Regions from separate parts of the Mus musculus genome. Here region 2 is linked to region 1. A link is a loop called in an ENCODE intact Hi-C map of the cell type or tissue named here. Cell type or tissue: gastrocnemius. All regions are shown on one strand. Region 1 holds the start of Ccdc71 (coiled-coil domain containing 71). Region 2 overlaps Qars (glutaminyl-tRNA synthetase).

What was found. Peaks named below come from ENCODE experiments on the same cell type or tissue, not always from the same donor. Only the 100,000 strongest peaks of a DNase experiment are listed, where the experiment ranks them.
Region 2: a loop joins it to region 1, with 2.1 times the contacts of the local background. A loop is called at or near these places in 2 of 42 quality-filtered maps.

The regions. Positions count from the first base shown.
Region 1 is chr9:108,458,325-108,463,324 of GRCm38, reverse strand. It overlaps Ccdc71 (coiled-coil domain containing 71), which reads right to left and starts at 2,772. Exons shown (of 2, transcript NM_133744.5): 1 at 2,708-2,772; 2 at 1-387. The coding sequence starts at 335. Gm51295 (predicted gene, 51295) reads right to left here and starts at 4,231; the gene lies at 4,165-4,231. It also overlaps a transcript of Klhdc8b not described here. In gastrocnemius, no CTCF peak of the experiment used is centred here; DNase peaks (open chromatin) are centred at 2,507 and 2,807; H3K4me3 peaks cover 2,663 bases; H3K27ac peaks cover 2,344 bases.
Region 2 is chr9:108,510,608-108,515,607 of GRCm38, reverse strand. It overlaps Qars (glutaminyl-tRNA synthetase), which reads right to left. Exons shown (of 24, transcript NM_133794.2): 8 at 4,398-4,469; 9 at 4,192-4,277; 10 at 3,990-4,076; 11 at 3,026-3,125; 12 at 2,830-2,908; 13 at 2,640-2,748; 14 at 2,412-2,542; 15 at 2,230-2,322; 16 at 1,802-1,939; 17 at 1,628-1,715; 18 at 1,400-1,543; 19 at 1,214-1,318; 20 at 973-1,065; 21 at 735-862; 2 more. Among named protein-coding and RNA genes, the nearest start is that of Qrich1, 4.0 kb to the left of the region's middle. In gastrocnemius, no CTCF peak of the experiment used is centred here; no DNase peak of the experiment used is centred here.

The DNA of each region.
Region 1 (5,000 bases):
AAGGTGGTCCGGCCTGCAGGGACTGACACAGCAGTTTTGGGAAGTGACGTGGCAGGTGGGTTGATGGTACGAGCTTGTAGCTTTGTCTGGCTGGGGGGGCTGGCTGTGCATGAACTATAACCATAGACATCTCCACTTCGAAGAATGGTCGGTTGGAAGCCATCATCTCGCAGACCCTGGAGGAAGGCCACGAGCTGGGCCTCTGTGGCACTGAGATCCTGGCTCATGGGATTAAACACAAGCAGGGCCTCTTCCAGGGCTTTCTTCCCTGCCGTGGAGATACGTGACCACGAGTGCACAGCTTTCTCCTCCACAGGCTGCACTACCATGCTCATGGCATTGGGCACTGCAGGCTTGCCTGGGTATCCACAAACCAGCACTTGGCACCTCCAAAGCAAGAAGAAAAGAGTCGATGAGAATGGTACCAGGACACAGAGCTTAAAAAAAAAAAAAGGCAGGCGGCTTGAGCCAGGCTCCCTCCCTCTGCGACAGAAAGGCCTGGCCAGAATAAATCTCTCCAGGGTCTCCTGACCATCTCTACCACGTTGGGCCATTTCTTTGGGATATATGCTCAGAAGCACCTCAGACCATCTACCCTACCACCGGGCTTCTGTGGAGACTTAGATCTAGCTCGTTTTAATGCAATGGCATTTTTCTTTTCTGGCTTTAAGTCAAGGTCCCTCATCAGCTAGGCTGATCTCTAACTCTGTATAGAGCTGAGGCCAGCCTTGGACCCCCAGCCCCTCTGTCTCAAGTGCTGGGATTACAGGCAAGTGCTACTATCGCGCTTAGTTGATTAGTACAAAGGGTCTCACTACAGTACAGGTCTGGCTGTTCTGGAGTTTGCCATGAGGTCCAAACTGGCCTCAAACTCAGACTCCTCCTCCTGAAGCCTCCCAGCTGTTAGGATCACAAACGCGCGCCAAGAGCTCAGCTACATCCTACTCTTTCCTCTTTGACAGGGAGCTTGCTATGCTCCCGGTCTGGAACGTGTCGATGCACACGATCTGCTGCTCAGCTGCCCAACACTGTGCACTACCACGCCTGTTTCCTTTTGATTCTTTTCTTTCCTGGTGTTCTAAATATCTAGACTCAGTCCCAGGAATATAAGCAAATACCTCAGTCCTCAAAGAACCCAGTCCGGAAGTGAAGACACAGCTGCCATTAAAGGTTCTTAGAAGCAGATGGTGCTCTCCAAGCCAGCTTCTAATAGGTTAGGGAAGGACTCCTGGAAGCAGTAACATCTACCTATCTGTCTGCGTGCCAACCAAAAAAGGAGCAGGTACAAATGGAGCAAAAAGGGTAGCAACTCCTGCAGAGGCTATCAAGTAAAGAAGAGTACGGACCATATGGATGAAGGCCAGGCTGTAGCTGAGGAAGACAGACTAAGGCCTTTGAACATAGGCCCAAAGACCCAGACTTACACCACCTGATGTCCACCCCACCACTGTTCATCCAACTGCCAACGTTCCAGTGCAGGGGGTGGCTCATCTCCTTACCAGAGTCTATAGACAGGATACTCAGTGACCTGATTCCTAGCTCTAGTCTTGGAGTTCAAACCCAATATAAGACACAGACCCGCCCAAAAAAAAAAGACAGTTGCAAACATCTCTAAGGCAAGCAAGAGACCAGGCAACGAGACCAAGGAGTTCAAGGTTTGACGACAAAGGACAGGGAAAGATTCCAACTAGGAAGGTAGGCCAAGCCGTAGCGCTTAAAAGGCAACAGACCTTAGATGTTAGTGGTCCCAACAGATGCAGCTGTCTGGGACCACTCAAATCGTCCTATGCTTCCTTAAGGAAGCCATGGCTGTCACTCAGAAGTTACACCCAGCACTCCAACGCAGCATCTGAGGGCTTCCCGAGTCAAAAGGTAAATTCCCCAGCTGCACCGGAGCGTTAAAAGATCAGCTGGGATGAGACAGGTCCCTGGAGTCTAGGAGCCCGTCTGTGCCGCCGCTCTGCACAGCTCTAATGAAGCAGACACACAGTCCTCAGACTCCCCGGAGAAAGTGCCCTGGGGCTCTTTGTTTGGAAACATTCTTGGATCCTCAGGTGTCTGAGGCACTTCCCCTCCCCAGAGGATGCTCTTCAAGTACAATCCAAGTTAATGCTTTCATTTATTTATTTATTTATTTATTTATGTTTTGAATGGGTGGGCTATGAACTGTAGGACAGAGGGGGACGACCTACCTCCCACCCCAAACCTCCGGCGCTCATATTACGGGGCGGGGACCAAGGGGCTCTTTGCCTAGGTCATTCTGAGCCCATGGGAGGGAGGGTGCTTCTTGGCTCTCAAGAAGCTTTGTAAACAGAGGCTGCAGCCAGGCTGACTTTTGCCTTCACACATTCCTTTGGGGCCAGCACAGGAAGTTGACAGAAGACTGGGGGCGGGCATACTAATCGGGCGGACTGGGATCAGGGGCAGATCGGGGCCCTCAGGCGGGGAGACCGAGGCCCCGGGGCCTGAACGGCGACGGGGAGTCGGGGTTACGGCGGCGGCGAAATGTGTAAGGTGGGCAGTGGTCGCCCGACAGGATCCTCAGAACCCCCAGGGTGGGGTCCTGGGTAGGGGTGGGGTGTCTCGGCCAAGCCCTGGGAAAATGAGGATCCCGGAAGGGCCGGCCACCCAGTCCCTTCGCCCTGCCGCCCTGTGGCCTCATGGGCAGCCACTCCGCACCACCGCTAGGCCCGCGGCTCCAACCTACCGGCGCCGCCGCGGGGACCCAGGACGCACCTCTGCGCCGCCTCCGCCGCTCCAACATGGCCGCCTGCTGCGCGCCGGAAGTACACCGTGCTTCCGCTTCCGGGATCTAGCCCGCCTGGTGACCCTTGACCCCTAGAACTCTCCCCTCCCCCCCCAAGTCTGGGGGCGGAGCAGGTTGAGTACTTCGGAGGGCTGCCTGGAGGGGGTGGCCTCGGAGGTGACAAGTCCAAACCTATCTGATCCAGTATGGGAGCCTGTGCACATAGAAGGCAAAAGTCACAGGATCCCAGTCAGGATTGGACTAAGGACCACTTTTCTAAAATGTCCTGGTAATATAGGAGTCAAAGTGACTCCTGGCAAGCTCTATGCTATTCTACACCCCAGGACCTTACTCTTTCTCTGGCACCTGATCAGAAGAGAGTGTGCCTGACAGGGATTATCTCAGGAAAGTCCCCTTGTTTCACCACACAAGTACTTCCTGAAAGAGTAGCAGGCGCTCCTCTCCTGAGAATGGGCTTAACCCTGGCACACTGCATGAAAAGCTGGTATATACATGTAGGCACAAGTAATACACAGCAGCCTGGGGCTGTAGATGGCCAGTCTGTAAGTCACAGTACATCAATGTGGGCCTGAATATACTTGCTCAGGTATGTATACACAGTGGAGTGCCAAGATCTGGCTCAGCCAAAGCACCTCGAATGGCACAAAGTAACACTTTTCAGTCGTTACAGTGCCCAGAATCCGTTGGCTCTGTTGGCAAAGAGATTGCAAACTCAGTCCTACCTATGTCCTGTAGACAACACAAGATGGTTAGTTACAGAGCCCTCTCCTCAGCAGTATTTGAGGACACAGGTTAAAACTAACTCTAGGAATCTGAGACCTCAGATGAACAGTCAGCATATTTTCCAAACCTTGTCCTTTTTGGAGACAGTGTATCCCTACATAGCCCTGGATTCCTGGGATCAAAGGTGGCATGTGCTGCCATGCCTGGCTTCACAGCTTTAAGGAAAGGACCCCCTTGTCAGATGCTTCCTAGTCCAGTTTAGGAGGCATCAGGAAAGCTTTGGTTTCATGGATGAGGGAGTGAAGGCATCTGGACCTGTCTAAGAGTTTGGGGTAGGTAGACAAGGGTGTTTGAAGTGCTTCATGTGGGAGCTGGATACTAGCCTTCTTCCTCTTTTGTACGACTGAAAGATCCTTAGCTGTTCTGTGTTTCCCAGCCTATGTAGAGGGATCTGTCATCTTTAAAGATAAGTATCAACCACCCATCAATACCCAAGGCCTCACTTGATGCCTGTTTACTTCTCAGAGCTTTGGCACCGACAGGAGACTCCTGACAGTTTCTGGGTAGCCAAGTACCCAAGAGGAACCACAAAATCTGCGGGCAGTCTGGGGTCAGTACCTCCAGTCATTTCTCTTGGTAGAGAAAAAGGGCCTTATGGACCTACACCAGGATGAGCCATAACTATGCAAACAGAAGCCACTTCTGCCAAGAGGCAGAGCTTGGTGCCTTCCAGGCATAGTAGCAGGCCAGATGTGCTCTAGCAGGCCAAATGTGCCCTAGAAGGAGATTCCTCTCTTGCATTATCAAACCCAGAGGTCAGAGCAAAATGGAGGACAAGAAGGCTGGGTCCATTCTCTCTCTGTTCCTTCTCTCTATGGCTACTGAGGGAACGGTGAAAGTGAGGGAACCTAGCTATCAAAGGGGGATACACCTTGGTGTTACAACTGATGTGGGACTCTCATCAGAGCACAGCTGTCACTTGACCTGGTTCTTGACAGCTGCTGGCTCTACATCGGCGTAACCTGAGGCAGCGAGGTTGAGGTGGGAAGACACCTGAGGCATTTCCATGGTCCATCCCTTGCTCTCTACTTGACATCTTCCATGGTCATTGGTGAGGTGAAGCCACATCCATCTTATCGGAGACAACTGGTTGACCAGGTGGGTTAAGATACAGTTTGGGAAAGATTTGCTTTAATAGGTCCTACTTTGAAAAGCCAGAGCCGGGGCTGGAGAGATGGCTCAGCGGTTAAGAGCACTGACTGCTCTTCCAGAGGTCCTGAGTTCAAATCCCAGCAACTACATGGTGGCTCACAACCATCTGTAATGAGATCTGATGCCCCCTCTTCTGGTGTGTGTCTGCAGACATCTACAGTGTACTCATATAAATAAAATAAATCTTAAAAAAAAAAAGAAAAGAAGAGAAGAGAAAAGAAAAGAAAACCAGAGCCAAATCTGAGGTGTGAAATTGGGTTCCATGCATGGTAGGCCCTTTCTCCTCTGTGTGTGTGTG
Region 2 (5,000 bases), 52 kb before region 1:
TTGCCTGCTACTTTGAAGAGTAAAAAAGTTAGGGCCGGGGCTGGAGAGGTGGCTCAGCAGTTGAGAGCACCGACTGCTCTTCCAGAGGTTCTGAGTTCAATTCACAACATGATGGCTCACAACCATCTGTAATGGGATCTGATGCCCTCTTCTGGTGTGTCTGAAGACAGCAGCAGCATACTAACATAAAATAAAATAAATCTTAAAAAAAGTTAGAGCCCTATAAAATTTTGTGCTTGGACTTAACTGGAAAGTAATGAATGTCCCTCCCAACTTATTTGGAGAATGCTAAGGGGATGTAGGGAGAGTGTTTATCACAGTGAACAGCTTCCACCATCAGTACACAGAAGGGTATAGGTGGGTCAAATTAAGCACCTGTCCTTGATGGCTGTCTGGATCCACAGAGAAGTACCCAAGGCGCTCAAACTGGAACTTGTCAAAGGGCTTTGCCAAAGCCACAGAGCAGTCCACTAATGCTCCTTCTACCACTTGTAGTGACGCCTGCAGACAGAGAATCCAAGTGGCTGTCCAGCTCAGAAGCCCACCACCCTCACCTCACATTCTATGAGCCTACCGGGTTCAGGTCACTTAGGAATCCACCAGGCACTTCAACAGGGTCTTCGGGGTTCTTGTGCTGGAATCTGTAGCCAGAGTGAAAGTCAGGCCCTTGCTGGAGAGCCACAGCATGCAATTCCCATCCTGTGACAGTCTCAATTCCAGCTATGTTCACTCACAGGCACTCATAGAGGCGAATCTCACACACCAAAGGCTGTGATACCCAGTGAATAAAGGCCTTGGGCTTCTCTCCAGCATCAGCTCGTCTACAGGTCACCTCCAAGCGTTCCACACAGCCACTGGAGCCCTAGAAGTGAGGAAGATGGAATCAGACCAGGGACCAACATGAAGACTGTTAGCAACACACAATCTTGGCCCTAGCAGGCACTGTACAGAAAGACTGCAGCTGTCTCTTACCCTGACAATATTCTGCAGTTCAATGACATAACCAGTGTGTCTCAGGCCCACAGGCTGGCCCGAAGCTAGGCGCTTATAGCCTGGTTCTGACTCCTAAAGAAAAGAAGCATGGAAGATACAGAAGCTGCAAACATCATCCAAGAACAAGGCTTCTCCCAACCTCATGTTTGTTAGGGATTGGCTCATGTAAAGCAGGAAGGAGAGGCTATTAAAAATAGACCTAGCAGTAAACCCCACTTACCTCCTTAAAGTCGCTTCTCTCAATGAAGACAGTGGAAGCAAAAGGAACCTGGTGGAAACCCTTGGTCTCATCAGCTGGGAAATTTGGCACTCGGATGTCCAAGGGCTGTAGCAGGAGACAGATAGCTGTTATCTCAGATACTCGGCATTCACACATGCTCACACACACACACAGAGGTAGGCCCACCTTGGGAGCAGGAAAGTTGGTGATGACAACTTGTAGTGGCTCTAGAACAGCCATGGCACGTGGGGCTGCATCATTCAGCACATCACGCACACAGGCTTCCAGAAGATGAGGTTCCATTGTGGTCTGTGCCACTGTGACCCCAACCTGGTAGGAAAACTCATCAGTCATACCACAAGTAAAAGGGCCACACCCAGCCTGCTTTCACCCACTAAGCCTACTGAATTATACCCGAGCACAGAAGTTGTTGATAGCCTCTGGTGGAAAACCCCGTCGTCGTAGGGCAGTGAGTGTGAAGAGCCGTGGATCGTCCCAGTCCCTTTGGATAAGAGGGTGGTCAGAAGATCTTAAACAGCACATGCCACAAGAGCTACAACCTCTGGCAGACCCCATGACCACACCTACCGAACAGCACCAGCTGCTACAAGCTGGAGAATCTTGCGCTTTGAGACAACAGCATAGTGCAAATTGAGGCGACCATATTCCCACTGAACAGGACAATAGACTTTCAGAGCGTTACATAACCAAAAGTAGGAAGACCGTCTAGGATGGAAGAAAAGGGTTAGCCATCTGTGGGGTCATAAAAAGACCACAGAAAAAGCACTAGAGGCCAACGAGAGGGTCCAGTGGGTAAAGAAACTTAATGCCAACTCTGGAAAATCAAGTTGGATCCCTGGAACCTATATGGTGGAAGAAGAAAGCTGACTTCCACAAGTTGTACTCTGATCTCAACACATACTGTGGCACCCACAGCCCCACTCATATGTATATACACCCTAAACACATAAGGAATCCCCCTAGCTATACCCACTACATGACTTCAGCCTCCTCACCGAGCCTGGAACTCCTTGGTACACAACGAGTGGGTAATGTGCTCAATGGAGTCACACAGACAATGTGTGTAGTCATAGGTGGGGTAGATGCACCTGTGGAACAGAAGCATTAGACTAGCCAACCAGTCTCTCTGCCCAATCCACAGCCCTGCTACTTCACCCTTCATCATGCCAATGTGTACCATTTGTCCCCTGTGCGATGGTGTGGCGTGTACTTGACTCGATAGGCCACGGGGTCCATCTTGCCATCTTCCATCACCAACTTCATTCGAAGTGTGGCCTCTCCTTCTGCAAATTTGCCCTTGCGCATTGCCTGAGGAGAACAAGAGCTCAGGCTATCTCTAAACACGGGTGTGTCTCATGCTTCGCACACTGGCCTACCCAAACCAAGCTGCCCTCTGGGACCCCACCTCAAAGAGCAGCAATGATTCTTCCTTAGGCCTGTCCCTCCATGGAGAAGGTAAAGGGTTATGGCCTTTGAGCTCTTCCACTCTCTGGTGACACACATAAGCAAGACCCCTGTGAAGAAGGGATATGAATGTACAGGAGGCCCAGGACCTGGTCAGCTGACCGGGCTCAACATTATGGACCTAACCTTACCCATGGATGAGTTCCACGGCCCAGGCATACAGCTGGTCAAAATAGTCAGAAGCATATGTCACTTTGTAAGGTGTATAACCTGGAGTGATGTGAACATAGTATGAAAAGCCAGTAGGAAACACTAACGGGCACGGCCATGGCCTACAAAAGAGATCTACTTCCCACCAACCCTGCCCAGGCCTCAAGCTCATCATACCCAGCCAGGTCACCATGTCATAAATAGCAGTGAAGAATTTTGCTTCTTCTTTCTCAGGGTTGGTGTCATCAAAGCGCAGAAAACAGATACCATTGTTGGCCTAAGAGAGTTGGAGGACCACACCCATCAGCCCTAGAGTCCATACCATTAGCCTTACATTCTCAAAGTCCAAGCTTATCAAATGTAAAAGGCAGCCAATGAGATAGTTCAGCAGATAAGAGGAGTTGCCTAGCAAGCTGAATGACCTCAGTTGGATCCTCAAAGTCTATGATGAAAAGAACCAACTCCACCAAAGTCTGTCTTTGACATCCATGAATGTTCAATAGCATGAGTATGCATGAGTGCTTGCGCTCGTGCACACACACACATCATTTTTTTCCCTTTAGATTTATGTGTTTGAGTGTTTTGCCTGCATGCATATGCTTTCACCATGTGTGTGCCCAGTGCCCTCAGAGGGCAAAAGATGATTTCAGAAGAAAACATCCCCGAAAACTGAATAAGCCACCATGTGGGTGATGGGAACTGAACCAAGTTCTCTGCAAGGCCAACAACTGGTCTTAACCAATGAGCCATCTTTTCAGCCACCTAGGAATATTTTTTTAATTAATGTCTTCTATTGATGACTGCCAAAAAATAAATTGAAAAGTTAATATAAGGAATTGAAGAAATGCATCTTCCATGGGGCATAGCGGTGCACCCCTTTAATCCCAGTACCTGGGAAGCAGAGGCATGTGATCGCCACAATTCAAGGCCATCAGGACTCTACAGTGAAACCCTATCTAAAGAACCATTTTAATTTTCCCCATTAACCCAGTATTTCCTGACAATAGCTGTTACATGGAGTTTTTCTCTAGGGCCTCTGTCATCAGCTACAAAAGGCAAGACAGAAATATACCTTTCTGGAATGCAGTCATGGGAGTAGACAGTGATCATATTACTTGCCAGGACCTAGACAAATGCTTACCTTGGCATAACCAAAGTTGAAATTGATGGCTTTGGCGTGTCCAATATGCAGGATTCCATTGGGCTCTGGAGGGAACCGCGTACGTACCTAAGTAAAGGAATGGGATAAAGGGAATGGGACCAAAGCTCAGATCACCTACTGAAATAGATGAGATGAGGCAGCCTAGGCAGTCAAGTGTCTGCCTGGCCACACCCCCACACACCTGTCCCCCAGTGATCTCCAGGTGCTGCTTCAGCAGATCCATGGTATATGGAGTGATCACATAGCCTGGCGTCTTGTAGTTCTCACCTGCCAGGATCAGAATAGAGCTGATGACCAGGAGCAGCTGTCAGGCAAGGATCCTGACTTACAGGTGTGACTGTAATGCTAACCACCAGCACACCCCAGAATTTCGAGTTACCCCCTCACCTGGCTTATGAAACTTAAGTGCCTCCCCCCGGAGCTGCTCCATCAGAGACAGGGTCTGGCCAGCCACTTCACCTGCAGAAGAAATCAAGAACCTTGCCTCATCTTTGTTGTTTTTCTTTTTGATTTTTCTTTTTTTTTTCCTGTCTTTTTAAAAAAAAAGATTTATTTGTCTATTGTATGTAAGTACACTGTAGCTGACTTAAGACACACCAGAAGAGGTCAGCAGATCTCATTATGGATGGTTGTGAGCCACCATGTGGTTGCTGGGATTTGAACTCAGGACCTCTAGAAGAGCAGTCAGTGCTCTTAACCGCTGAGCCATCTCTCCAGCCCATAAGTTATATTTTAATGAGCTATTTTTAACAAAGAAGGCCTGACAATGTGGAACTATCTGTCATATGCATGACTAAGACAACCTAGTATAAAAACAATATTATCTCTTAAATTATTTGTTCCTCTGTGTAGCCCTGGCTATCCTGGAACTCACTCTGTAGACCAGGCTGGCTACAAACCAAAGATCCACCTGCCTCTGCCTCTGCCTCTGCCTCTGCCTCTGCCTCCCAAGTGCTGGGACTAAAGGTGTGGGCCACCACCGCCCGGCCC